Regions from separate parts of the Homo sapiens genome. Here regions 1, 2, 3, 5, 6 and 7 are each linked to region 4. The links are chromatin contacts, found by Hi-C or POLR2A ChIA-PET in ENCODE. All regions are on one chromosome and are shown on one strand. The core of a region is the stretch at or near the end of the contact, and the rest is flanking DNA. Distances in the headings are between cores, read along the strand shown.

The links. A loop is a pair of places that touch in the nucleus more often than their neighbours do. ChIA-PET counts read pairs that join two places held with the same protein, here RNA polymerase II (POLR2A). Pooled maps may share reads with other maps.
Region 1: a pooled map shows a loop between it and region 4 (10-fold over the local background). The contact joins the promoter of ZBTB7A here to the promoter of CATSPERD in region 4. A Hi-C loop is called at or near these places in 5 of 50 pooled maps. POLR2A ChIA-PET finds 5 or more read pairs at or near these places in 2 of 52 experiments (OCI-LY7 and activated T-cell).
Region 2: a pooled map shows a loop between it and region 4 (21-fold over the local background). The contact joins the promoter of ZNF557 here to the promoter of CATSPERD in region 4. A Hi-C loop is called at or near these places in 5 of 50 pooled maps. POLR2A ChIA-PET finds 5 or more read pairs at or near these places in 2 of 52 experiments (activated B cell and activated T-cell).
Region 3: a pooled map shows a loop between it and region 4 (7-fold over the local background). The contact joins the promoter of ARHGEF18-AS1 here to the promoter of CATSPERD in region 4. A Hi-C loop is called at or near these places in 1 of 50 pooled maps. POLR2A ChIA-PET finds 5 or more read pairs at or near these places in 2 of 52 experiments (activated B cell and activated CD4-positive, alpha-beta T cell).
Region 5: a pooled map shows a loop between it and region 4 (26-fold over the local background). The contact joins the promoter of MRPL54 here to the promoter of CATSPERD in region 4. A Hi-C loop is called at or near these places in 8 of 50 pooled maps. POLR2A ChIA-PET finds 5 or more read pairs at or near these places in 2 of 52 experiments (CD4-positive, alpha-beta T cell and H1).
Region 6: a pooled map shows a loop between it and region 4 (15-fold over the local background). The contact joins the promoter of XAB2 here to the promoter of CATSPERD in region 4. A Hi-C loop is called at or near these places in 6 of 50 pooled maps. POLR2A ChIA-PET finds 5 or more read pairs at or near these places in 2 of 52 experiments (activated CD4-positive, alpha-beta T cell and activated naive CD4-positive, alpha-beta T cell).
Region 7: a loop to region 4 is called in a map of B cell, with 20 times the contacts of the local background. The contact joins the promoter of MCOLN1 here to the promoter of CATSPERD in region 4. A Hi-C loop is called at or near these places in 1 of 168 maps with a recorded cell type or tissue (B cell) and 9 of 50 pooled maps. POLR2A ChIA-PET finds 5 or more read pairs at or near these places in 1 of 52 experiments (GM10248).

Annotation. Positions count from the first base shown.
Region 1 is chr19:4,065,396-4,069,110 of GRCh38, forward strand. ZBTB7A (zinc finger and BTB domain containing 7A) reads right to left here and starts at 1,504. Exons shown (of 3, transcript NM_015898.4): 1 at 1,287-1,504. RefSeq lists silencers at 35-804, 1,285-1,484, 1,495-1,544, 1,585-1,644, 1,855-1,964 and 2 more.
Region 2 is chr19:7,068,274-7,071,927 of GRCh38, forward strand. ZNF557 (zinc finger protein 557) reads left to right here and starts at 1,430. Exons shown (of 8, transcript NM_024341.3): 1 at 1,430-1,500; 2 at 2,289-2,380.
Region 3 is chr19:7,393,578-7,396,968 of GRCh38, forward strand. ARHGEF18-AS1 (ARHGEF18 antisense RNA 1) reads right to left here and starts at 1,482. Exons shown (of 2, transcript NR_186326.1): 1 at 1,416-1,482. All of the region lies in intron 10 of ARHGEF18 (Rho/Rac guanine nucleotide exchange factor 18), which reads left to right. RefSeq lists silencers at 1,241-1,681, 1,390-1,959 and an enhancer at 2,170-2,349.
Region 4 is chr19:5,719,268-5,722,892 of GRCh38, forward strand. It overlaps CATSPERD (catsper channel auxiliary subunit delta), which reads left to right and starts at 1,370. Exons shown (of 22, transcript NM_152784.4): 1 at 1,370-1,541. The coding sequence starts at 1,471. LONP1 (lon peptidase 1, mitochondrial) reads right to left here and starts at 879. Exons shown (of 18, transcript NM_004793.4): 1 at 437-879. The coding sequence starts at 865. RefSeq lists silencers at 489-568, 699-748 and enhancers at 560-1,076, 1,029-1,128.
Region 5 is chr19:3,761,432-3,764,835 of GRCh38, forward strand. It overlaps MRPL54 (mitochondrial ribosomal protein L54), which reads left to right and starts at 1,251. Exons shown (of 3, transcript NM_172251.3): 1 at 1,251-1,387. The coding sequence starts at 1,270. It overlaps APBA3 (amyloid beta precursor protein binding family A member 3), which reads right to left and starts at 261. Exons shown (of 11, transcript NM_004886.4): 1 at 105-261. It overlaps LOC105372248 (a long non-coding RNA gene), which reads right to left and starts at 1,209. Exons shown (of 3, transcript XR_936268.1): 1 at 1,127-1,209; 2 at 718-775; 3 at 323-423. RefSeq lists a silencer at 146-463 and an enhancer at 1,125-1,614.
Region 6 is chr19:7,627,400-7,630,794 of GRCh38, forward strand. It overlaps XAB2 (XPA binding protein 2), which reads right to left and starts at 2,146. Exons shown (of 19, transcript NM_020196.3): 1 at 2,078-2,146; 2 at 751-899; 3 at 329-452; 4 at 1-41. The coding sequence starts at 2,128. It overlaps PET100 (PET100 cytochrome c oxidase chaperone), which reads left to right and starts at 2,394. Exons shown (of 4, transcript NM_001171155.2): 1 at 2,394-2,461; 2 at 3,174-3,260. The coding sequence starts at 2,435. It also overlaps a transcript of STXBP2 not described here. RefSeq lists enhancers at 2,058-2,177, 2,438-2,487.
Region 7 is chr19:7,520,800-7,524,308 of GRCh38, forward strand. It overlaps MCOLN1 (mucolipin TRP cation channel 1), which reads left to right and starts at 1,825. Exons shown (of 14, transcript NM_020533.3): 1 at 1,825-1,982. The coding sequence starts at 1,952. LOC105372261 (a long non-coding RNA gene) reads right to left here. Exons shown (of 3, transcript XR_936294.3): 2 at 2,043-2,363. It overlaps ZNF358 (zinc finger protein 358), which reads left to right. Exons shown (of 2, transcript NM_018083.5): 2 at 1-226. The coding sequence ends at 150. RefSeq lists a silencer at 1,859-1,988.

The DNA.
Region 1 (3,715 bases), core at 254-2,753, 1.7 Mb before region 4:
CCCCCGCCGCCTCGCCCGCGCGGGGGGCTCCTACCTCCTTCCCGGGGCAGCGGCGAGGGGGCCCGGCCCCGGCGGCGGCGGTGGCGGCGGCTGCGGCTGGGCTGGCTCCCTCCGAGGGGCCGGGAGGCGGCAGTGAGCCTGGCCCCGCGCCACCCCCCGCCGCCGGCGGCCAATCCCCACCCGGGCTGGGGGGAGGGCGATGCAAATTACCCCGGATCTGGGTCCGCCCGCCCGCCTCCCCCACGCCCGGGCCCGGCCTGCGCTAGGCCGCGCATCCCCGGGCTCGCCTGCACCGCGCGGCCGCCCGGGCCGCCGCCCTCCCCGGGGAGCGCGGGGAGGGTGACCCCCCCCCCACGGGCGGGGGGCCGAGGGGAGGGGGGCTGGGGACGGTTACACAACCAGGCGGGGAGGGGCCCCGGGGCGGGGAGGGGGCCGGCCCGCGGGCCGCGCAGCCGGAAGCCGGGACCGCCACCGGCCCCCGGCGAGGGGAGCCCGGCTCCAGGCCCCGCCCCCTGGCGGGCTGGCCCCGCCCCCGCGCCGCGCCGCGCGATCGGCCCGCGCCCATTGGCTCTCCGGCCCGCCGCTCACCGCCCCTCCTCCGCACCGCCCCTACCCGCAGGCCGCGGCGGGCTGTCGGCGCGGGGCACCCTGGGACTTGTAGTCCAAGCCGCTTGCCACCTGCCGGCTGCAAACGGCGGAGGGACTACGAAGCCCAGAGGTCCCTGCGGCCCTGCCCGCCCACCCGGACACCCCACCCCTTCCCCCTCCTTTCCGAAGCCCCCCTCCCTGTTTTTTCAGCCCCCTCCCCCCCATCCCCCATGGAGCTCAATCCTGGCCAACTCCAACGTATGCACGCAGCACCGAATAGGCCCCCGGGGGGCGAGAGCGCCCCTCGTCTTCAGCTGGAAACTTAGCAGGCGACGCGCCCCCCTATCTCCCCACGCCGGCTCCCCCCACCCTCAATGCAGCCCTGCTTCCCCTCCCCCGCTCCCCGCGCGCCTGGGAGCCCCGAAAAGCCATGCACCCGGGTTGGGGGGGGCTGGCGCACAAGCTCATGCACTTAGCCCCCAATCCCCCCTTCCCGGGCGGCGCCCCCTCCCCGCGCTCGGGATCCAGGGCGCCTCCAGCCTCCGGGCAGCTGCCAACCACCCCTTCCTCTGAAACTTGGGGGAACGTCCCCGGCTCCCCGGATCTCCCCTTCCCGAGGGGGCAGCGGTGGCCGCAGCGACCCCCGCCCGTCCCCGCCCTGCACCCCGTGCCGGGGGCCGCGCCGGGCGCTGACTTACCTCGCGGGGCCGGGCCGGGGCGCGCGGGGCCGGGGCCCGAAGTTGGGACTGGGCTCCCTCGGCCGCTCGCCTCCGGGGTCCGCGGCGCTCGCTCTGCCCGCGTCGCGCTGCCCTGGTCGCTCCCTCGCGCGGCGGCGGCGGCGTCACTGCCCCTACAGTAACTGTACAGTACAGCCAAAGCCCCGTATGATGCTCGCGACTCCCTTCCTGGTTTCTCCGAGGGCAAGAGGGGTCCTCCCTTGTCTTAAAGGTGCCGCAGCCGCCGGCCCCCCCACGCCCAGCCCGCCCCCCCCAGCCTGGCCTCGGAGGCCAGAACAGGCTCGGCAGGTCCCCTCTTGCCACGTCTCTGCCCTCCCGTGGGGCTTCGCCCGCTGCGCCGGGGAGACCGGGCTGTTATTAGGTTTTGTCAAGTCGGGGGGGGGGGTCCGGCCCGCCCCGGCGCGCCCCCCCGCCTCTGACCTCTCCGCCCCGCCGCGCGGCGCCGTGCCAGCTTGCCAGCTTATCTGGCCCCAGAGCTCCCCGGGGCGCGGGGGGAGCGGGCCCCCCGGGGTGGAGGGGGGGTGGGGGCCTCCAGATAAACAGGCCCCCAGCCTCTGCGCAGGGGCGGGGTGCGGGGGGGCGCGGGCTGTGCCCCCGACGCCCGGGGCGTGGCAGGATGGCAGCGGGGGCGGGGAGCGCGGTGCGCACAGCGAGGAGCGACGCGGGCGTGTGGGTCGCGCGGCCTGGGCTGCCGGGGGTGGGTTGGGGGTGAGGCGGTGGGGATCCCCCCGCAAGGCCAGGCCCTGGGCCTCCCCGGGCCTCAGTGGGACTTGCCGCGCCAGGGACCCCGGGGGGTGGCCTTGCCAAGGACAGCCCGGGTCCGCGGGGCTCCCGGGTCCCTAAATGAAACCACCAACCTGCCCTCCCGCGATTATATAAAGGAGTCGCCTCCACCCCGCTGCGCTAGGGGCGTCAGCGGGGGAAGGGGTTGGCGAGGGGCGGGGAGGGCGGTTGTTTTCCCGGCTTCGCGAGTTCCCCCACCCGGCTGCGGGCCGCGGGGCGGGACGGGGACCGGGCCCTGGACGCCTGGTCCGCGCGGGCCGCTCCTTGGCACAAGGGGGTCTGCATGGCTCGCGAGGGGCGGAGGTGGGGAGTGGGGAGGCGTTGGTTCAGCGCGACTTTTTTTTTTCCCCTGTCCGTTTCTCCCACTTCCTCCCCGGTCGTGGGAGAGGTCCGGCGGGGGACAGGGAAGGGGGAGCAGGGCACGAGTGGTGAGAACGTCCTGGCCCGGCCCGGGGAGGGCTGGCTGGTGCGACCGCGCGCCTGGGGGGGGGGGGGAGGGCTCCAGGACTCAGTTTCCCCTTCCTCATTCCTCCAGACAGAGAGAGTACTGACAGCTGCTTTAGCTGCCGTTTAGTGAGCGCTTATCCAGTGGGTGACCCTGTTCCGGGGCTCACTGTGCCTTCATTCTAACACCTAATCCCAGGGTCATTATTATGTTTTATTATTATCTGGCATTCTTAGTACCAACACCACCTGACAGCGGGAACCACCACCGGCCTGGGTGTAGTGTACCCAGCCTGTCCTCTGACTTCAAAGCCTCTCCTGCGAGAGACACAGTTTATGGCTTCTTCGCACAATTTATTAAAAGCGCCTTTCAACACCCAAACGGGTTGGATTGGCTTTTGTAATAATAATCTGGCTACGAGGGGAAACCCGGGAGGGCCCCCCGGAGGGGAAGTGGACTGTCTCAGGACTCGCAGCCTGAAACCAGCCGGGTAGGTGGGAAGGGACCCAGGGAGGGGCCGCGTGGATCTAGGGCGAGGGTGTCATCCAGGGACTTTGCTCCAAGGACCCTGCCTGGGATAGAAATCCTTCTTCCTTCAACCACCGGCCATCAGCCTCGGGACCAGGAGGCCACGCTGAAGCACGATTCTTCCCAGATCCCACTGTTGTGTTTGGATTTCTGCAAATGATGCCCAGACGTTTTTTTTTGTTTTGTTTTTTTGTTTTTTGTTTTAGACAGACTTGCTCTGTCGCCCAGCCTGGAGTGCAATGGCACGATCTTGGCTTACTGCAATCTCCGCCTCCCGGGTTCAAGCGATTCCCCTGCCTCAGCCTCCTGAGTAGCTGGGATTACAGGCACCTGCCACCACGCCCGGCTAATTTTTTTTTTTTTTTTTGTATTTTTAGTAGATACAGAGTTTTGCCATGTTGGCAAGCCTGGTCTCAAACTCTTGACTTCAGGTGATCCAACCACCTTGGCCTCCCAAAGGGCTGGGATTACAGGCGTGAGCCACCGTGGCTGGCCTTGGTTTTTTTTGTTTGTTTGTTTTGTTTTTTGTTTTTTTAATAGAGATTTGGTGGGGCCGTGGGGGGGTCTTGCTATGTTTCCCAGGTCTCAAACTCCTGGGCTTCAGTGTTCCTCCCACCTGAGCCTCCCACAGTGC
Region 2 (3,654 bases), core at 180-2,679, 1.3 Mb after region 4:
GACATCAATATTTACCATTTGTAGCATCTAAACCTTAGCCAGACATGTAACAAGTAGTATGTCATTAATAATTTTTTCTCATTTTTTCTTTTGATCTCTTAAATTTTAAAATTTCCTTTTTTATTTCTTCCTATGAATCCAACACCTATTTTCTCCACCAGAAATGTAGTTCTCTTTTCAGTAGATCCAGATGTGCACTAGACAATTAATCAGCTTTGGCTTTCACTTGGAGACATCCCTCCCTAGTCCTCCCTCCCCTCGTCCCCCTCTGGATGGGAGAAATATGCATACATGATCCCATTTTTGAAAGAAATTAGGAAGCTCAAAATCACACAAAAAGGCTGGGTGTGGTGTGGCTCACACCTGTAATCTCAGCACTTTGGGAGGCCGAAGTGGGGTATGACTTGAGGCCATGAGTTCTAGACCATCCTGGGCAACACAGACCTCCTCTCTACAAACAAATACAAAAATAGTCAGGCTTGGTAGTGTGGGAGGCCCGGGTGGAAGGATGGCTTGAGCTCAGGAGGTCGAGGCTGCAGTGAGCTATGATTGCACCACTGCACTCCAGCCTGGGCCACAGAGTGAGACCCTGTCTCAAAACAAACAAACGAAAAGCCACACACACACACACACACACACACGCCCTAAATGTGTGGCTATATCATTTTAACAGGCGGTGAATGTGGAGAAATGACTGAAGAAAACTTTAAAGAGTTCATTTTGCATCCTGCTACCTGAACAGTTTTAAAATCCACAAAAAGCCCTACACCCAAAAACTGACCTCCACCAAGTCTTGTCCTCTCAGCCTACTAGCTCAACCCCATTCCATGCCCCACCACTGCCTTATCTTGTCCACATACTCGCCCACCAAACCTGGTATTAACCCACAGCAAGATCCGCCCATCAAACCTAATGCCCGCCCACAACCTCGCCCCGGAACTTAGTCTCTGTCCTGACAGCCCCGCCCCCATGCCTGGTACCGCCCACGGTCCCGCCCCAGAACTTCTCCCCACCCCCGGAGCTGATCTCCACCCACACTCAGCCCTGCCTCCAGGCCTGGTACCGCCCACAGCCCCGCTCCAGAGTTGGTCCCCGCCCCCGGAACTGGTCCCCGTCAACACTCAGGCCCGCCTCCAGGCCTGGTACCGCCCACAGCCCCGCTCAAGAGCTAGTTCCGCCCCCAACCCTGCCACAGACCCGCGCCAGGACGACCCTGCCTCCGCGGCTGTCCCTAGCCAGGGCCCAACCTGGTTCTATTAATAACTAAGCAAACTAGAACACCTCAGCCGGAGGCTGGGGTGCGCGGCTGCTGCACCTGCAGCCTGAACCCGGGGGTCCTGACACGCCGCATTTTGGGCTGGGACCAGCTGGAGCCGGAAGCGGAGGTGCAGTGTGGCTAGCCGGAGACCGGAAGCGGAAGCGCGCTTGTGTCTTGTGAGAAGAGCCGCGCTTGCAGCGTCTGGGAGAATCTTTCGGTCTCCGCGAGAGGTGCTTCATTCCGTGAGTCCGAGTCCAGAGAGGGGCCCCAGCCGCGGGCCTGCGTCCCTCCCGGGAGCCGGGTTTCCGCCCCTGAGGCCTCGGGCTGTGCGCTCAGTTAAGCCCGAAGCTGCTGTTTCCTCCGGTGTCCGGGCCCCGCGCCCCTGTCATCCTCACTCTGTCGTCCTCACCCTGTCGCCCTCACCCGGGGCGATTCTGCGCCCCAGGGGACTTTTGGCTATAGTTGGAGACGGTTTGGGATGTCACAAAATGGAGGGTAGGAGGGACTGTGCTACTACTGTAATCTAGAGGGTGGAGGCCAGGGATGCTAGCAGCTCAGCATCCTGCAGCGCGTAAAGCAGCCGCCGCCAGCAAAGACTCATCCAGCCCCAAATGTCATTAGTGCCCAGGTTGGGAAACCCTGCTGGAGGGCATTAAAATCTCTGCAGTCCTGAATACACTGTAGAAATTATTTAGAATTCAGCCGAGTCCACTTATAAGGCCTAAAGTGACGAATTTAAAGCATCTGGAGTCACCATACAATCTCCAGCCAAATGAGTTAAGCAAGTCAGATGAAAACAGCTTTAAGCTTCTTGTCCCATTTTAGGGACCAGATGGCTGGATAGGAATCTGGTGAATTCAGGCACAGCCAGTAGCCTGGGTTCTTATTCTTTAAATCAATTTTTTTTAAGTGAATGGGGTGGTCTTTCTATGCAACAACTGTATTAGTCTCAGTAAATACATTTTACTATACGTACATATTACTCCCTACAAAAGGCCTCATAAGCGATTTTTGTGCCCTTTTTATTTAGACGAAAAAAGTATAATTCAAGCTCAGATTTGTGTTGAAACCAGCCTCAAGTTTCACCTATCCTCACTGATCCGTGGACTTCTGTATGATCAGGTAGGTACCGTGTAGAACCTGCAAGTTGCAAGACTCCACTGTGTAGAAAACCTGTGAATGGATTTTTCCTGTGTTCAGGTTGTAAACACAAGGACTCACTAACAGTGAGGGTATTTTTTTTTTTTTTTTTGAGACAGAGTCTCACTCCGTTGCCCAGCCTGGAGTGCAGTGGTGCGATCTCAGCTCATTGCAACATCTGCCTCCCAGGTTCAAGCAGTTCTCCTGCCTCAGCCTCCCAAGTAGCTGGAATGACAAGGGTGCACCACCACGCCCAGCTAATTTTTGTATTTTTAGTAAAGATGGGGTGTTGCCATGTTGGCCAGGCTGGTCTCGAACTCCTGACTTCAGGTGATCCACCCACCTCGGCCTCCTAAAGTGCTGGGATTACAGGTGTGAGCCACGAGTGAGGGTATCTTAAAAATTATTTGTTTGATGCCTTATATTCAAGAGAAGGATACTAAGGGGTGTGTGATAATGTGTGTCAAAATAAGTCAGTAAATACAGCTATATGCAAATCAGTACACAAAACATGTAAACACTATTTAAAAGTTTTTTTTTCAACCTTCCAAGACATCTCAATTTTTCTTTTATTTTTTTCTTTTCCTAACAGGCCTGCCAGCCTGTAGACTTATGCTGTATAATAAGGTAGCTGCTGGTCCATGCGGTTGTTTTAATTTAAATGTAGACCAATTAAGATTCCATAAAATTTTAAATTCAGCTTCTCAGTCGCACTAACCACATTTCAAGTGCTTGACAGCGACATGTGGTTAATGCCCCTATTGAACAGCAAAGATTAAGATCATTTCCATCATCCCAGAAAGCCCTGCTGGGCGGCATTGTTCTAGTCTCTTCCCATCTGTCCATTGCAATGAAGCCAGAACGGCTATTGTAAAAGATAATTTGTGGCCAGGAGCAGTGGCTCAAGCCTGTCTGTAATCCCAGAACTTTGGGAGGCCGAGGTAGGTGGATCACCTGAGGTCAGGAGTTCAAGACCAGCCTGGCCAACAGGGTGAAACCCCGTCTGTACTAAAAATATATAAATTAGCTGGGTGTGGTGACTCTCTTGAGCCTGGGAGGCGGAGACTGCAGTGAGCCAAGATGGCACCGCTGCACTTCAGCCTGGGCAACAGAGCAAGACTGCATCTCAAAAAAAAAAAAAAAAAAAAAAAAAGCTGGGCATGGTGGCTCACGCCTGTAATCCCAGCACTTCGGGAGGCCAAGGCAGGCAGATCACGAGGTCAGGAGATCGAGACCATCCTGGCTAACGTGGTGAA
Region 3 (3,391 bases), core at 232-2,731, 1.7 Mb after region 4:
ACTGTTCAACTGCCTCCCCTGTGGCAGGACTTGGATTAGACAGGCAACCTCAAGACTGGGGTGTCTGATGGCAATTGAGAGGTTGCTGGTGCTGGGGGAAGCATCTGGCCTATCCACATCTGCCAAATAGCACCTGTGTGGAAGTGGATAGGGGAGGGTATGGTATGTGTTTCAGACTCTGAGCACCTGTTTGAGGGTATCTGACAGCATCTGTATTGGGGTTATCTAGTATGTGTTTGGGGGTATCTGCTGGACCTATGTGGAGTGTCTGACATATTTGGGGGTTACCTGGAAGCCTGTTTTGGGTATCTGATGGCACCTGCCTGGGTGCCTGTGTTTAGGGGATCTGATGGTATCTATGTTGGGGTGTCTGAGACCACTGGAGAGGTATATGATTCATTTTTCCCAGACCCACCTTTCTGAAGTCTATGCTGCCTCTTTTTTTGTTGTTGTTATTTTGAGACAGAGTCTTGCTCTGTTGTCCAGGCTGGAGTGCAGTGGCATGATTATAGCTCACTGCAGCCTGGACCTCCCAGGCTCAAGTCATCCTCCCACCTCAGCCTCTGGAGGCATGATCATAGCTCACCGCAGCCTGGACCTCCCAGGCTCAAGTCATCCTCCCACCTCAGCCTCTGGAGGAGTTGGGACCACAGGCAGGCGCCTCCATGCCCTGCTCATTTTAAAAAATGTTTTGTAGAGATGGGGTCTTGCTATGTTGCCCAGACTGGTGGTCCTGAACTCCTGGGATGAAGTGATCCCCCCACCACTCCCTGATGCTGCTTCTTTTTTCTCAGGTGACAGACCCTGCCCTCTCCATTTCTTGGACTCTCCCCGCTAGGACTCCCCACCACTGGGAGTGCCCCCCTTAGGTACTTCCAATCCTAACGAGCCCGTAGGAGCCCACTGACAACCCCTCCAGGCATCCGTTGATTCTTCCAAAACACCCCCAGCTCCACTGTCCTCCCTTGGGGTCCCCTTAACCCCGCTATCCTCCCTCGGGGTCCCCCAACTCCGCTGTCCTCCCTCGGGGTCCCCCCAACCCCGCTGTCCTCCCTTGGGGTCCCCCAACCCCGCTGTCCTCCCTCAGGGTCCCCCTAACTGTGCTGTACCCCCCTTGAGATTCTCCAAACCGCTGTCCTCCTCAGGACTCCCTCCCCAGCCGCGCTAATCACCCAGGCTTCCGTTAACCCCACAAAACGCCCACCTAACCCTGCTGCTCTCCCTCTGGATCCCCGCAACCCAGCTGTCCCCTCAGAGCCCCCGGCCCTACTGACAGCCAGGCTCGCATTGCTCTCCTTCAAAAAGCCCCCCAACCCCGCTGACCCGCCCCTCAAAAGTCGCCCTCACCCTCGCCGCGAGCACCCTCCCACTTCGGTGCCCGCGCCCCTCTCAAGGCCGAGCCGACGCCCCCTCACCACGGCTCGGGGAGCAGCAGCCCCAGGTCCCCGGGAGCGCCCCGCCCTCGAGGGCACGCCTCCTTCCGGGTCACGCCCTCTGCCCCGCCTCCGAGGCGGGATCGCGCATGCGCTGCTCTCCTCGCGCGGCTTCCCGCTTCCGGCTCCCAGCTGCTAGCTACTGTGGATCTGGGGGGGCCGGACGGAGGCATCGGAGGCGGCTGCGAGAGTGGCAGAGGAGCTGGCGGAGAGCGGCCTGCGGGCGATCGGGCCGAGGTGAGGACGGCGGCGGGGCGGTCCCGAGGAAAACGGGGCTCAGGAGGGGGCCCTCGGTCTCTTCAGGGGGTGGCCTGGGGCGCGGGACCCCCGGGGCTGCCTCGGGCCTCCCGCCGGCTCCTGGGGGACTTCTCCAGGCAGGCGAACGGGTGCTGGGGTGCAGGCTGCTCCTTCAATGCATGGAGGCTCTAGGCGGCGATTGCAGGGTGCAGAGGTGCAGACGATGCCCGCCCGCTCCGTCCGAGCCCCAGCCAGTCCTGGGGTGCTACGGCTTACTCTCCTCCAGGAGAGGAGAGGAGGGGTCACTTGGGCCCCAGCCTCTGCTCCTCGTTCAGGAGCGCCCGGGGCAGGACCAGGGATGGAATGGAACCCACCACAATACCCAGCACCGTCGTATTTCAGGCCTCCCGGGAGAACCCTCACACCCCGGAGCAGACAGCCCTCCCTGGCAGGGAGCGTTTGGGTGCAAAACCGTGAGAACTATCTGTGCCATGGGTTTTAGTTTCTTGTATAAGAACTCAGTTGGTGCTTTCATTGCGGACGGGAACGAGAAGCTTTCCCCTGGTCCTTACATGTTTCGTTTTGTTTTACGTTTTTAAATTTCAACTTTTATTTGAGATTGAGGGGGTACATGTACAGGTTTGTTACCTGGATATATTGCGTGATGCTGAGGTTTGGGGTGTGACTGATCTCGTCACCCAGGTACTGAGCATAGTACTCAATAGATAGTTTCAACCCTTGACCTCCTCCTTCCCTTCCCGCTCTAGTAGAGCCCAGTTTCTGTTGTCTTCTTGGTGTCCATGAGTACCCAAGGTTTAGCTCCACTTACAAGTGGGAAAGTGCAGTATTTGGTTTTCTTTTCCTGCGTTAATTCTACTAGCACTTGAGTGTTTTGCTGTGGCTATCTGCCCCTTATCTCTTGCTCTGTTGAGATTAAAGCCTGGACCACAGGATTAAAAAACATTCTTAAAGTTTTACCACGGAAGCGAAGCGGCCAACACACCTTTTCCCCTTTGCCTTGTTTTCGCGGAGATGAAGCTCCAGCCAGTAGCTTTGAAGGGCCCCATTCTCTTCCCATTGACCAGAGAGAGAGTTCAGGACAGTATAGACAGCCCAGTGGCCAAGGGATGAGTTTTGCAGGTGTCTGAGTGAATGATTAATCCTCCAGCTGTAAGAGGTGTCAGGAGAGGCTGGGCGCGGTGGCTCAAGCCTGTAATCCCAGCACTTTGGGAGGCCAAGGTGGGTGGATCACGAGGTCAGGAGATCGAGACCATCCTGGCCAACATGGTGAAACCCCATCTCTACTAAAATACAAAAATTAGCCGGGCATGGTAGCGGGCGCCTGTAGTTCCAGCTACTCTGGAGGCTGAGGCAGGGGAATCACTTGAACTCGGGAGGCAGAAGTTGCAGTGAGCCGCGATCGGGCCACTGCACTCCAGCCTGGCGACAGAGCAAGACTGTCTAAAAAAAAAAAAAAAGAAGTGTCAGGAGCACAGGCTTGAGGTCAGATCCGAGCTGGGTTCTGGTCCCAGTTCCACCACCTGTTAGCCGTGTAACTTCACTAAGTTTCCGTCTTCCCATCTTTAAAATGGGAATAAGGGTTGGTTGGGGTTTCTATGAAGTAATCTGTGTAAGGTGCATCACAGAAGTGTCTGGCATATGGCAAACTTTCCATCAGTGTTATACACCCTTTGCATATGCGAATGCTCCCAGGCTTGGAT
Region 4 (3,625 bases), core at 120-2,619:
AAGCAATCAAGAAGTATTTGTCTAAGAAAGGAATGAATTCTGATCCCAGTGAGGCTCGTAACCAGACGGCAGAGCGCCTGGGGCGAGGAGGTATTACAAAACTCGTGCCAAGTAAGGAGAAAACTAACAGCGCCGTAACACTACTCAGGTCCCTCCCGGCCCCGGATTTCTATGACCGGCGTTCTAAAGTGGATAATCCTAGGCTCATCGGGTTCAACTCCTCTCATCTAACGGATCCTAAGAAATCCGAAAGGGAGAGGACTTTGGCTCAAGGTTCCCAAGCTAGTGGTGAGCAGACAAGGATTCGAACTGCACCCTTCGAGAAACTTCATGTCTGAAAAAGTTGCGAAACACAAGGGCGCTCAAGTGATCCCACGGTTCAGCCCGCTGCTTGCACAGGTGGGAAACCTGAGGCCGAGGCGGGGACTCCCATTACCTCGATAATCTTGATAAAGCGCGGGAACACCGGGTTGCGGGTGATGGCGATGAGCGGCAGGTGCGGAAACACATCGGGGATCGTCATGGGCGTGAGCGCCGTTATGACCGGGCCTTCCCCGGCGCCCGCGCTGCCCCCCGCGCCGCCGGCTCCTTCCTCCGCGCCGCCCTCGGAGGCGTCCTCGCCCCCCGAGAATGCGCCTCCGCCGCGGCTGCTCGCTTCCCAAAACCCCCGCCATTGGCCCCCAATTGCCGGGCCTCGGCCCCACAGTGCCCAAGGAGGAGAGGCGTCGCAGGTCCGCTGGCCTCGGAGCAACCACGCTCCTGCTGCAGTGGGAACCCGCCCCCCGGCGGCGGCCAGCATCGGCCGCCGCAGCACCCAGCACCGCGCCGCTCCCCACAGTCGCACGTAGCCAGTGCTCGCCGCCATAGCCCGGCCATACTGGCGGCTCACACAACTCGCGTCATTTCCGCTCGCCGCGAAACGCACGTGACGCCCGGCGCGTGCCTCGGTACCCGATGGGCGCGTGGCTCGAAACAGCCGCTTCAGGGAGCTGGGCCTACGCGGAGAAGAGGGGGCGGAGTTCGAGCATCGGATCGTCTCCGCCTCTTCCGGTCTCCCACTTTATGCGCTGAAGGCCTTTTCCGGTCACGTGGAAGGCTGTGAGCAGGCGCCAGCGCCCGTACAAAACACTGGTAGTGTTGCAAACGCAACGTTTAGGAACTCATGAGCAGCCTGTGCACATGCTTAGGCGCGCGGACAACATGCGCATGCTCAGACTCTAGACTGGCCACGGGTGGCCGGGTGCGCATACTCAGGCTCTGAGCGCACTTTGGGGTGCGCGGATTCGGGCTTCCCGGGATTCGTCTGCGCATGCTCAAGATTCAGGCGGAGCGCCGGGCTGCAGTGCGCGGAGGCCCGCTCCCGGGACTCATTGATGCGCATGCGCAGGGCTTCAGCCTGCACGTACTCGGATTGTGCAGCGACTCCCCGTGGCGGTTGAGGGGCAGTGGTGGCGGCGGAAGCCCAAGTCGATGCTGATGTTGATGCTGGTGGCGGCTGTGACCATGTGGCTCCGACCGCTGGTCACAGCTCAGCTCTGTCGGTGGGGCTGCCAGGACTCCTGGGGCTGGGGTGCTGCCGGGGGTCGGGAGGGTGCTGGTTCATCTTGGAGCCGAGGCCTGCTCCCCAACCTCACTGAGGCTCCCCTTTTACTCTTTTTAGGAATCGAACTTGACGCCTCGCTCACCCTACTCCACCCCATCCTCCCAGCCCGATATTAAGCTCTCCTACCTCTTTTTTTTTTTTTTTTTGAGACGGAGTCTCGCTCTGTCGCCCAGGCTGCAGTGCAGTGGCGCGATCTCGGCTCACTGCAAGCTCCGCCTCCCGGATTCACGCCATTCTCCTGCCTCAGCCTCCTGAGTAGCTGGGACTACAGGCGCCTGCCACCACGCCCGGCTAATTTTTTTTTGTATTTTTAGTAAAGACGGGGGTTTCACCGTATTAGCCAGGATGGTCCCGATCTCCTGACCTCGTGACCCGCCTGCCTCGGCCTCCCAAAGTGCTGGGATTACAGGCGTGAGCCACCACGCCGGGCCTAGCCCTCCCACTTCTTTTTCTTTTTGGAGCCGGAGTTTTTGCTCTGTTTCCCAGGGTGGAGTGCAGTGGCGCGATCTCTGCTCACTGCAACCCCCGCCTCCCAAAGTGCTGGGATTGCAGGCGTGAGCCACCGCGCCCAGCCTTACCCAGCACATTTTGAAATTTCAGTAAATGTTAGGTTAGTGCATACTCCAACCTGCCATGGGGACCAGTTGCTGAAACTCCGTTCCTGCCCTCAGGGAACTCCCATCTGGACTAAACTGTCACATTCAGTAGGGACCTGTGAGCTGTATTCTTAGGGTGTATGGCCTCATTTGATGTTTACAGGAAGATTCATAATGATTCCTTAACCTTATTTTATTTTATTTATTATTATTTTTTGTACAGATGGGGTCTCACTGGCTGGGTGCAGTGGCTCACGCCTGTAATCCCAACACTTTGAGAGGTAGAGGTGGGCAGATCACTCACTTGAGGTCAAGAGTTCCAGACCAGCCTGGCCAACATGATGAAACCTCGTCTCTACTAAAAATACAAAAATTAGCCAGGCTTGGTGGCAGGTGCCTGTAATCCCAGCTACTTGGGAGGCTGAGGCAGAAAAATCGCTTGAATTCAGGAGGTGGAGGTTGCAGTGAGCTGAGATCGCACTCCAGCCTGGGTGACAAAGGGAGACTCTGTCTCAAAGGAAAAAAAAAAAAAAAGAGATGGGGTCTCACTGTTTTGCCCAGGCTGGTCTTGAACTCCTAGGCTCCAGTGATCCTCCTGCCTCAGCCTCCCAAAGTGTTGGGATTACAGGCATGAGCCACCCATGCCCAGCCATACCCTTATTTTATTTTTTTGAGATGGAGTCTTGTTCTCGTCGCCCAGGCTGGAGTACAATGTCACGGTCTCGGCTCACTGCAACCTCCGCCTCCCAAGTTCAAGCAATTCTCCTGCCTCAGCCTCCAGAGTAGTTGGGATTATGGGCGCCTGCCACCACGTGCAGCTAATTTTTTGTGTTTTTAGTAGAGACAGGGTTCCACCATGTTGCCCAGGTTGGTCTCGAACTCCTGACCTCGTGATTCACTTGCCTCGGCCTCCCAACGTGCTGGGCTTACAGGCGTGTGCCACCGCGCCCGGCCAACACCCTTATTTTATAGATACGAAAGCATACTTAGGAAAGTTAAAGACACACTTGCCTAACAACACATACCTAGTAAGTGGGAGAAACATTTTCCAGTGAAATTTACTAATAGGATTTGTCTCGAGTTCTGAAAATGTGGGTTATATCCAGTTCTCTCATTTCCCCACACAGGCTCTCAAAGAATGGTCCCTGGACCAGCAGCATCAAGATCACCTGGAATTTATTATAATTGGTTAGAAATGCAGTTCCCTGGACCTACTGAGTCGGGGACTTGGCAGTGGGACCCAGCAAACGGTGGTTTATCAAGACCCCCCCCCCCGCAACCCCGGTGATTCTGATGCATATTCAAGATTGAGCACCTCTGCTGTAAACTATACCATCCTTCCAGTCACCACACACTCCCTTAAGGAGCCCCGAATACCTTGTTGCAGGACTTCATAATTTTCCTCAGCTGGGGTCTGTGAAGGAGC
Region 5 (3,404 bases), core at 1-2,500, 2.0 Mb before region 4:
CCCCGACTTCAGGACCCAGCCCCAAGCCCAGACCCTAGTCCCCCCTCAGACCGAAGACCTCAAGCGCCGACTCAGACTGCGCTCTGCACCTCGAGGACACTCACTTCCCAAATCGAGGCCGCCTCAGCCCCGCGCAGCCTCCAGGACCCCGCTCCCCACGGACGGCCCCGACGTAGCCCGGGCCGCGTCCCCAGAAGGCGCAGCTCGGGGATTCCCGGTCCCGGCGCCCGCTCCTCTATCCGCGCAGAGCCCTGGCCCATTGAGCATGCGCGGCCTCGCGAGGCCTGCTGGGAAATGTAGTTCTCCCACCCAGCCTCGCCACGCGGGGGCGCTGGGACAACTGCAGATGTTGGAGGGGAGTTCGAATCCCAGGCTTCCCGGCCCGCAGACTGCCCCGGCTGGCCCCAGGACCTGTTTGTTCTCCTGCAAAATAGGGTTAATAATCACTGCCTGGCTCTGGGGGCTGTGTTCATTATTCCAAAGGATGGCAGATGGGGAGAAGTGGGGTTGGGAAATATTAAAGAAGTGTGAGAGGTGGTTTCCTTGGGACCTTGAGGCACCGGAAGCGTCGTGGAGACCCTGTTAAAGACGGACTTTCGGTTTGGCTCACAGTAGGGAGACACATAGGTGCACCATGGATTTGGGGTCGGCCTGGGAACTTTACCTCCCTGAGAACTCAGTTTCCTCATTATAAGCTGGGGAAAAAATAGTACCTACCTCTCAATTGTGAGGATTAAATTAGATCAAGCGGGTTAAGGATTTAGCAGTAGTAGAGCTGGAAAAGAATATATAAAATATATATTATTAATTTATATATTATATATAAAACATACTATATATTATATGTATTATATATGTTATATATAATTTTAAAAATATAATGTTATAAAAATTAACAGTGATTAGACTCCAGCCCTACTGGAGTATATTAGACTCATTGTTAATCTTCTTTTTTTAACTTTAAAGCTTTGAATAATTACTCATTGGATGGAATCAGGAACATATAAAGTGTGATATTTTTAGTAAATGTTATGTAATTGAAGAAGGGCAAGAAGTCAATGAAATATCCCTTGAACGCCTCCTCCTATAGTAACTGTGTATGTCTACAAAAGTCTGAAGAAATCACCATAGATTATGAAAGCTTGGGAGACCGCATTTCCCAGACACCTCCACGGGGCCTACACTTCCACGGGGCCTACAACTCCCAAACACCCTTGGGCCACTGACGTCTTCCGGAAACGTGCACTTGCAAGCTGCCCGCAATACGTCATGGCGACCAAACGCCTTTTCGGGGCTACCCGGACGTGGGCCGGCTGGGGGGCCTGGGAGCTCCTAAACCCCGCCACTTCCGGAAGACTCCTGGCCCGGGATTATGCCAAGAAACCAGGTGAGCTGGGTTAAGAGGAACCAAATGGGGACGGTGGGTGCACTGAGGAATTGACAGTGCGCAGGCGGTGGTTGGGGAGGTGGTGCTAGAACTGATGCGCAAGCGCAGAGAGGCGGATGCCAGGCTGTATGCGCAGGCGCAGTTTGAGGGACCCAGCGCCGCTTGGAGCTCGGGCGTCTGGCTCGGAGATACTGTAGCGATTGGACCCAGGGCGCAGGCGCCAGCTTGGGGCGGAGCGGCCTGGGAGGAGGATGTGGTTACGTGGAGACCACGCGTTTCACTGCGCAGGCGCGGGTTGGAAAGGATTTGAAGGGAGTCTGGGGAGGTCATGAACTTGGGTTCCAGTTCTGTTTCTCTGCCTGCCTCCAAATCGCTGGGTAACCTTGGCCAAGACGTTACCAAACATTCAAAGAAATTATGGAGCCCGTTTAATTGGCCACTTCAGCAAGAACAAAACAAGGTTATTAAGGTTTAGCTGGATACAGCCTTGCCTGATCTCCTTTGTTGAAAGGGGGAAATTGTCCAATGTTCGGCCTTAAAGACAGACACATAGCAGACAAAATATAACTTGAATGACTTGGTCATTCCAAGCATCGGTGTTACTTAATGCTATGTCCAAATCCCACTTAAAGTTACTTAATGCTGTGTCCAAATCCCACTTAAAGTGATTTCGAGGCCAGGCATGATGGCTCACACCTTTATTCCCGGCACTTTGGGAAGCCAAGGAGGGAGGATCGATTGCTTGAACCCAGGAGTTCGAGACCAGCCTGGGCAACATAGCAGGACCCTGTTTGTATAAAAAAAAAAAAAAATTGCCTGGCGCGGTAGCTCACGCCTGTAATCCCAGCACTTTGGGAGGCTGATGCAGGTGGATCACAAGGTCAGGAATTCAAGATCAGCCTGACCAACATGGTGAAACCCTAGCTCTACTAAAAATACAAAAATTAGTGGGGCATGGTGGCACATGTCTGTAATCCCAGCTACTCAGGAGGCTGAGGCAGGAGAACTGCTTGAACCCAGGAGGCGGAGGTTGCAGTGAGCCGAGATCACGCCACTGCACTCCAGCCTGGGCGACACAGTGAGACTCTGTCTCAAAATAAATAAATAAATAAATAAAAATAAAAATAAGCGGGGCATGGTGGCTCACAACTGTGATCTCAGCTACTTGGGAGGCTGAGGCAGAAGGATCACTTGAGCCTGGGAGTTTGAGGCTGCAGTGAGCCATGATTGTGCCCCTGCCCTCCAGCCTGGGCTTTTATTTTTTATTTTTTTATTTTCTTCAGACGGAGTCTCGCTCTGTCGCCCAGGCTGGAGTGTGCAGTGGCGCAATCTTGGCTCACTGCAAGCTCCGCCTCCTGGGTTCACGCCATTCTCCTGCCTCAGCCTCCCAAGTAGCTGGGACCACAGGTGCCCACCACCATGCCCGGCTAATGTTTTTGTATTTTTAGTAGAGATGGAATTTCACCATGTTAGCCAGGATGGTCTCAACCTCCTGACCTCGTGATCCGCCCACCTTGGCCTCCCAAAGAGCTGGGATTACAGGCGTGAGCCGCCGCGCCCGGCCGGGCTGTCTTTATTTTTTAATTTTTTAGATTTTTTATTTTTTTGAGATGGAATCTTGCTCTGTAACCTAGGCTGGAGTGCAGCGATGCGATCTCAGCTCACTGCAACCTCCGCCTCCCGGGTTCAAGTGATTCTCCTGCCTCAGCCTCCCGAGTAGCTGGGATCACAGGCATATGCCACCATGCCCAGCTAATTTTTTTTTTTGTATTTTTAGTAGAGACAAGTTTTCACCATGTTGGCCAGGCTGGTCTTAAACTCACCTGACCTCAGGTGATCTTCCCACCTCGGCCTCCCAGAGTGCTGGGATTACAGGCATGAGCCACTATGCCTGGCTGAGACCCTGTCTTTAAAAAAAAGTTTTGAGTGGCCGGGCGCGGTGGCTCACGCCTGTAATCCCAACACTTTGGGAGGCCAAGGTGGGCAGATCACGAGGTCAGGAGATCGAGACCATCCT
Region 6 (3,395 bases), core at 896-3,395, 1.9 Mb after region 4:
TCCATGAGGAACTGGCAGTAATCTAGCCACAGACGAGGCATCTGGGGGTGTGGGGAGAGGCGGCTGGGGCTAAGCCACGGACTCCATGGCCTGGCCACAGACACTCGATGTCCTGTGGCTGAGCCACACCTGGGGCCACCACATAAATGCGGCGGGACCCAGAAACCCCCAGCTCCAGGACTGAGTCCAGCCCAACTTCCCATGCAAAGAAGCAACAGGAATCCAAGCCCCCATCCCTAACATGCTGAGCCCAGCCCCTGTCCCCGCCCCACCCACCACCATGGACTGAGCTCCACTTCCCGATTCATCCCCTCGCCGAGCCCCAAACCTTGTGCATGAACACAAAGGCCCTCTCATGACAGTTGTTGACATCTTCATAGGCAGGGTCGGTCACACAGCGATGCTTCACCTGTGCCCGACGCGCCTTCAGGTATCGGTACCAGAGTTTGTAGCTGGGGAATAGGAGGGGACAGATGCTGATCGGTCAGCTTTATGGACACCCCCAGAACCATTTGCCCTGCCCCAGTTGGCAAATGTGGGAAGAAGGGGTGTGGGAGGGGTGACATGTCTCAGCAATGACAGGGACAGACTGGGACATCAGAGAAGGTGTGCTGACCCATCAAGGGATGTACAGGTCAGTGATGAAACACGAAGCAATCACCCGGGACCCGGGACCCACTTGGCAGTTTTGTTATAACTGGACCAGGTGGGGTGGGGGCTGGTGGGCAGGGCAGCTGGAGCCATTCCCACCTGCAGGGCAGCAGCTTGAGTGCCCGCTCGTATAGCTGATTGAGCCTGGGCTTCGGGGCGCCCTGTTTGAACTCGATGTAGCGAAGCCAGCATTTGACAGAGAATTGGTTCCGCATGATTTCCTCCTCATAGGGGAGGTCCTCTTCCTCCTGCCAGGGCCAGGGAATGGGAAGAAGAGAGGCCTACCCTCAGAGCCTGTGTGCAGCACCATCCCACTGCTGGGGCTCAGGTCCAAACTCCGGACTTTTACCTAGATCCCACCACCCACCAAGGAAGTCAGGTCACCAGATGCCCAGGCACCAAACCAGATGCCCGACACCAAGACAGTGGCCCAGACCTTTACCCCTCAGAATTCAACTACCCAAAATCGAACCCAAATCATCAGACTTCTCAGTCATTAGGGCTCTGGGCCAGGAATGAGTCCGCATCACCACTCGCTTTCTGCCCCAGATGGTCAGACTCCTTAGATACCAAGGCCCTGGCCCAGATGCCAGTCCTGGACACCAGACCCCACTTCTTCAAAACGTGCCTCTTCCCAGACACCAGGCCTTTGGCCCCTCAGACTCCCACTGTCACCATCTGACCCATCTCCACCCCAGGCCCAGATGACCAGATCTTTACCCCAGCCACCAGGGCTCTCAGGTCCAGATTCCAAGCCACTAGCCCCGCCCCCAGGATCCCACTAGCCAGCGTCTAGCTCAACTCTGCCCCAGAAATTAAAAGCTAGGCCTTTATCTCACAGGAGGAGTTATACACCAGAAGCCAAGCCTTTAACTCTGCACACCAAGAATCTGGTGAAGATGTCACGCCTCTACTCCAGAGAGTAAGTATTTCACTGGCCATCGCCTGACAAGCTCCACATCACCAGGGTTCTTCTAGCCTGGCCACCACCCCAGAAACTGTCATGCTGCAGTCCAGGCCTAGAGACCGCTATCCAGAAAACCAAGCCTTCATCCCAGAAACCAGAACCCTGGCCTCGTAAGCAAGCCTTTACTTCAGACACCGATCTTCACCTCTCAAGGTTCAGTTATGCGATCTTCCTCCTCTCCCATTCCCTGCACGCCCCCATTTCCGCCCCTGGTTCGGGAGGCTAGACGCTTCCCTTCGACAGTGGTTTTCTACTCAGACCCGAAGATACAACACCATATTTTTACTCCTGGACAGTTCGGTGCGGACATGACGATCCGGTCTCTGGCCCATTAGGGTTCCCAGACCTTGGCCTGGCAGTTTCGGCCTAAATCTCCTTGCCGACCCAGCCTCGATCCCCTGCGGCGTCCAGGTCCCAATGCCCCAACGCAGGCCACCCCCGGCTCCTCTGTGGACTCACGAAGACAAGGTCCGGCCGCTCGGGCCGCGAGAGTCGCGCCATCACCACCATTTTTCTGGATGCCCAGGTACAGGAGAGAGTCGCGCGCTTATGACGTCTACCACTGACGGCCCGCCCCTCCGAGCCAGACCCGTTTTCTATTGGTTAAATCATTTTTGACGGACAGGCCCACGTTATTGACTTCTTTTCGACGACGCCAGCGACCGGAAGCAGAATAGAGGCGCCAGAAGATGCGCCATCAGGATACACATTGGCCAATCAGCTTCAGCAATGGAGCGTGCAAAACACCAGTGAGCTTCTGTCTTGCTGGAGGGTCGGCTTTGGGCGGAACTGGCTTTGTTGACCGGGAGAAACGAGATGGGGGTGAAGCTGGAGATATTTCGGGTCAGTGGACACAGGAGTGGGTTGGGAGGCTGGGCAGGGGATCTTCCTGGATCTGAAGATGAGGTTGGAAATGGGGGGACTTCAAAGGAAGAGGGAGCTCCAAGGAGAAAGCTCTTAAGATTTGAGAGGAACCTTTCTGGTTGGAAATCCAGGAGAGGGGACGCTGGGCTGGGGGGGTTCTCGGATTTGGGCTTCTGGGTTTGGGGGCTGTGAGAGGGCTGGTCCGAGGAAGGACCTCAGAGAGGGGTGAGCTGAGAAGGGGGCTCTAAAGAAGGAAGACTTAAGATCCTGGGGGAGCTCTCGGGCTCGTGGTGGGTGGGTGTCTATGACAGGGAGATTCCTAGACTTCGAGAAGTGGAGTTGAAGAGTGACGCCTCCTGGGTTTGGGGGTGCTCCCGGGATCTTAAGTGGGGATGGGTAATGAGGTCTCGAGGAGATGCTTTTGATTGTAGCTGGGGCGTCTGTGTGTCTGTCTGTGTTTGAGAGGAAGACTCCAGCTCAGAGGGAACTTTCAGGAATGAGGCCTCCTGGATTATAGGAGTTAGGTTTTAGGGTGCGAGGTTTCTGTACCCTTGGTGGGAGTTCTGGGATTCTTGGGTCGGCCGTAACGAGGCGCTTCTGGACTCTGCAGTAGGATGGGTCCCCCAGGCTCTGAGGAGCCTCTGCACATTGCTTGGGGGGAGCTCACCTCACCCACCCTCTGCCATTCCAGATGATAATCTACCTCACTTTCCCTGTGGCTATGTTCTGGGTTTCCAATCAGGCCGAGTGGTTTGAGGACGATGTCATACAGCGCAAGGTGGGCATAAGAGGAGTGTTTGAGGGTTCATTCCAGGGGTGGGAGAGGGTGTGGGGCAGCAGTCTGCTGGGGACTAATGTCTGCCTCCCATAAGCCGACCCTGCCCTGATGTGGGGCTCTGGAGGCCTTTGGCTC
Region 7 (3,509 bases), core at 575-3,074, 1.8 Mb after region 4:
CCTGATCCTGTGCCCAGCCCTGATCCCAACCCTGTGTCCTGCCCTGACCCCTGTTCTCCCACTCGTGGCACTGTCAGCCCAGCCCTCCCTACCGGCGAGAGTCCAGAGTGGGTACAGGAGCAAGGGGCACTGCTGGGGCCTGATGGCTGAAGGAGACGCCGGCATCCTCGGGGGCCTGGGGAAGTTGTGTGTTGTGCAGTCAGTAAAATCCTCCCACTGCCTCCGGGCTCTGTGTCGTGGCTTGCCTTTTGTGCTTTCTTTCTGAGCACAGCCCCTTGCTCCGGAGATGGGACATTGTGGCCAGGGCCAGCCACAATCTGGAGCTCCAGTGTCCTGGCTTCCTTCTTGGGCCCACCAGCTAGACTTTCCAGCTTAACCCACAGTGTCTCATCCTGGTCCATCCCACTAGTCACCACTCTCTGTTCCTCTCACTTACCCCTTGCTCTTCAAAGCCCATACAGTAGGTATACAAGTGGACAAAAAAAGTTGCTCATTTATGCAATCAACAAACATCTCTGGATTGCTGGGGTCTCAGCAGGGAACAAGATAAATATGGCCTCGACCTGCATGGAGCTCATAGATACTAAATTCAGAATACTTAAAAAATAATTACGGGGTATAGTACATTCTAGGAGAAGCATAACAAGACTTCTGATATAAATGGCAGGCAGCTTTCTCAATGAAGGATTTTGTAATCCCAATAATCACTAATTTAATAATCAGTACTGTTTGCCCAGCCTTATGCGATAGTTTTTGCATTCTCTCATTTAATCCTCTCAACAGCCCCAGTAGGTAGATGACTTTGAATATCCCCATTTTGCAAATGAGAAAATTGAGGCACATTTTTTTTTTTTTTTTTAGACAGTCTTGCTCTGTTGCCCAGGCTGGAGTGCAGTGGTGTGATCATAGCTCACTGCAGCCTCGACCTCCTGGGCTCAAGCGATCCTCCCACCTTAGCCTCCCGAGTAGCTGGGATTGCCGGTGCATGCCACCGCCCACTGCGCTCAGCTTGGAGTTGAAGGGACTCTGGAAGATGTAGAAGTGGCATTGTCAGTGCCTAGATTTAAATCCCAATTGCCCTCCAGGGTCCAAATTCTTAACCATTACGCTCCAGGGCAAAAGTATGCAAAGGCTCTGGGGCTATAGAAAGATGAGCTTTGGATGGAGGTAGGAGCCAGATCAGAGGGCCCTGATAGACGAGAGTGGGGACTCTGCCTGTCATTACAGAGCAATGGGAAGCCGAGGGCAGGTTCTCGCAGGAAGGATAGGAATTATTCTTTGAAGATGCTTGTGGCTGCTGGGTAGAGAGTGGAGTGGAGGGAGGCTGAGATCGGGGAGGAGGTTGCTGCAAAGATCCAGGCCAGGAATGTTGGAAGACTCTGGGCTGGGGGCCATGGGGTGGGGATAAGTGGTTCTATTTGATACATAATTAGGAAATCGTGTTTGCTGAAGATGCGCAGGAGAAGGGTAAAAGGAGTTTCTGGGAGAAAGAGGAAGACAGCGTTGAGATAGTAGGCAGGGTCATCACCAGGCACCAAGGAGGATAAGGGGTCAAGCTCTGGACATGGAAGTCACAAGCCTGGCACCGGATTCGGGGCATGGCCGGGAGCCAGGGCAGAGCTCGTCGTTGCCAAACTCAGAGTCAGCCCATCCCCCGCCACCCAGAGCGCGTCGGCGCTAGGACCTAGCGACTGCCTTCGACCCAGAGGGCGCCGGCAGAGGCACGCATGCGCGCTGTTCCGGCAGGGGTTGTCGTGGCGCAGGGGGCGGGACCAGAGGCGGTCACGTGAGGGGCTCTGGGCTACCGGGTCACGTGACCGAGGCACAGATCAGCTGATGCCGGAGGGTTTGAAGCCGCGCCGCGAGGGAGCGAGGTCGCAGTGACAGCGGCGGGCGATCGGACCCAGGCTGCCCCGCCGTACCCGCCTGCGTCCCGCGCTCCCGCCCCAGCATGACAGCCCCGGCGGGTCCGCGCGGCTCAGGTGAGGGCGCGGGCGGCACCGTGGGGCCCCGAACTCAGGCGGGCGGGCTGTGTCTCCCACCTGGGGCGGCGGAGCTCCTAGTCTCTTTTTTTCTAAGCTCCAGCGCTGACTTTTCACGGTGGAGAAAAGGGCAGACGGCTCCTAGAACTTGGGCGGCGGGTGGGCACCAGCCTCTCCAATTCTTCCTCCTGAACCCAGGCTCTGCTGGGTTCCCAAACTCAGGCAGGGATCGCGCCGGGCCGCCAGCTTCTCCCTCTGGGGCGGCGAGGTTCCTGGGATTCCCACTGGGAGCCTAGGTTCCGATTGCTCAACTTCGTCTGGAACTCAGACAGCGGGCACCAGCTTCTCCAACCCGCACGTGAGACTCCCAGGCTTCCCCTCCTGATTCCAGGGGACAAATGCTCAGCTTCCCTAAGCTCAAGCCTGGAGAGCTGGAGGGATTGCCCCCAGGCGATTAACTCAGTTTTAGCTTTCCAAACCGCTGGAAGCGCAGCCTTCTTAAATTCGGGCTTCTAGCCAATTCTGATGCCACCCCTCCTCGGGGAGGCTGGAGGAAGACCCCTTGTGTTAGCTTCCCCTTCTGGAGCTAGCTGGGGACCCCTACCTGATAGATGTCCCGGTGTCCCAGCTAGTAGGGTCTGGGGTGGGTTAGCTGTAATCTCAGCTCTGTAAGCGGGCCCTGCCCTCTGGCTTTGTCGTAAACAGCCACAGCAGCATCTCATTGCAAAGGGAGGGGCCGGGAACTTGTCCCTCTCTGCAAGGGAGGTTCTGACAGTGCACACATTTATCCTGACTGCTTTGCTAGGCAGGAGGCCAGGCCCTAGAAAGCAGCACGGGGCCAGGCCCTAGAAAGCACATCCCCATGGGGGTGTGACAGGGACAGTTTTGGGCTACTGTGACTGGTTTTGACTCCAGCAGTTGCTGAAAGCTTAGATCTAACCATTAGGCTGGAAAAAAATAAACAGTGATTAGAACAGCTTGTGTTTGCTGAAGAGGTCTTTATCTGCTGTGTCTCACTGAATTCTCAGAGCAGCTTCAGGATCTCAACCTCAAGGCTCAGGGAGAGGGTGGACTTTTTTTTTTTTTAATAAACTTTTTTTTGTTGCCCAGGCTGTAGTGCAGTGGCATAATCCTAGCTCATTGTAACATCGAACTCCTGGGCTCAAGTGATCCTCCCAACTCAGCCTCCCGGGTAGATGGGGTCCCAGCTACTAACTACGGGCATGAGCCGTCACACCTGACTATTTAAAAAAAATGTTTTTTTTTTGTAGACAGGGAGGTCTCGCTGTATTACCTAGGCTGGATCCTCCCACCTTGGCCTCCCAAAGCCGTTGGGATAACAGGCATGAGCCACTGAGCCCAGCCAAGGGGTCGCCTTTTTAAAATTTCCACTCTTCAGATGAGGAGATGGAGGCTCAGGGAGGTACCTGGAGTCAACCTACTGTAAAGTGGCAGGTCTGGGATTTGATGCTAGGGCTGCATGATTTCTAGGAGCTGGTGCTTTTCAGGGAGATAAAATGAGTCTTT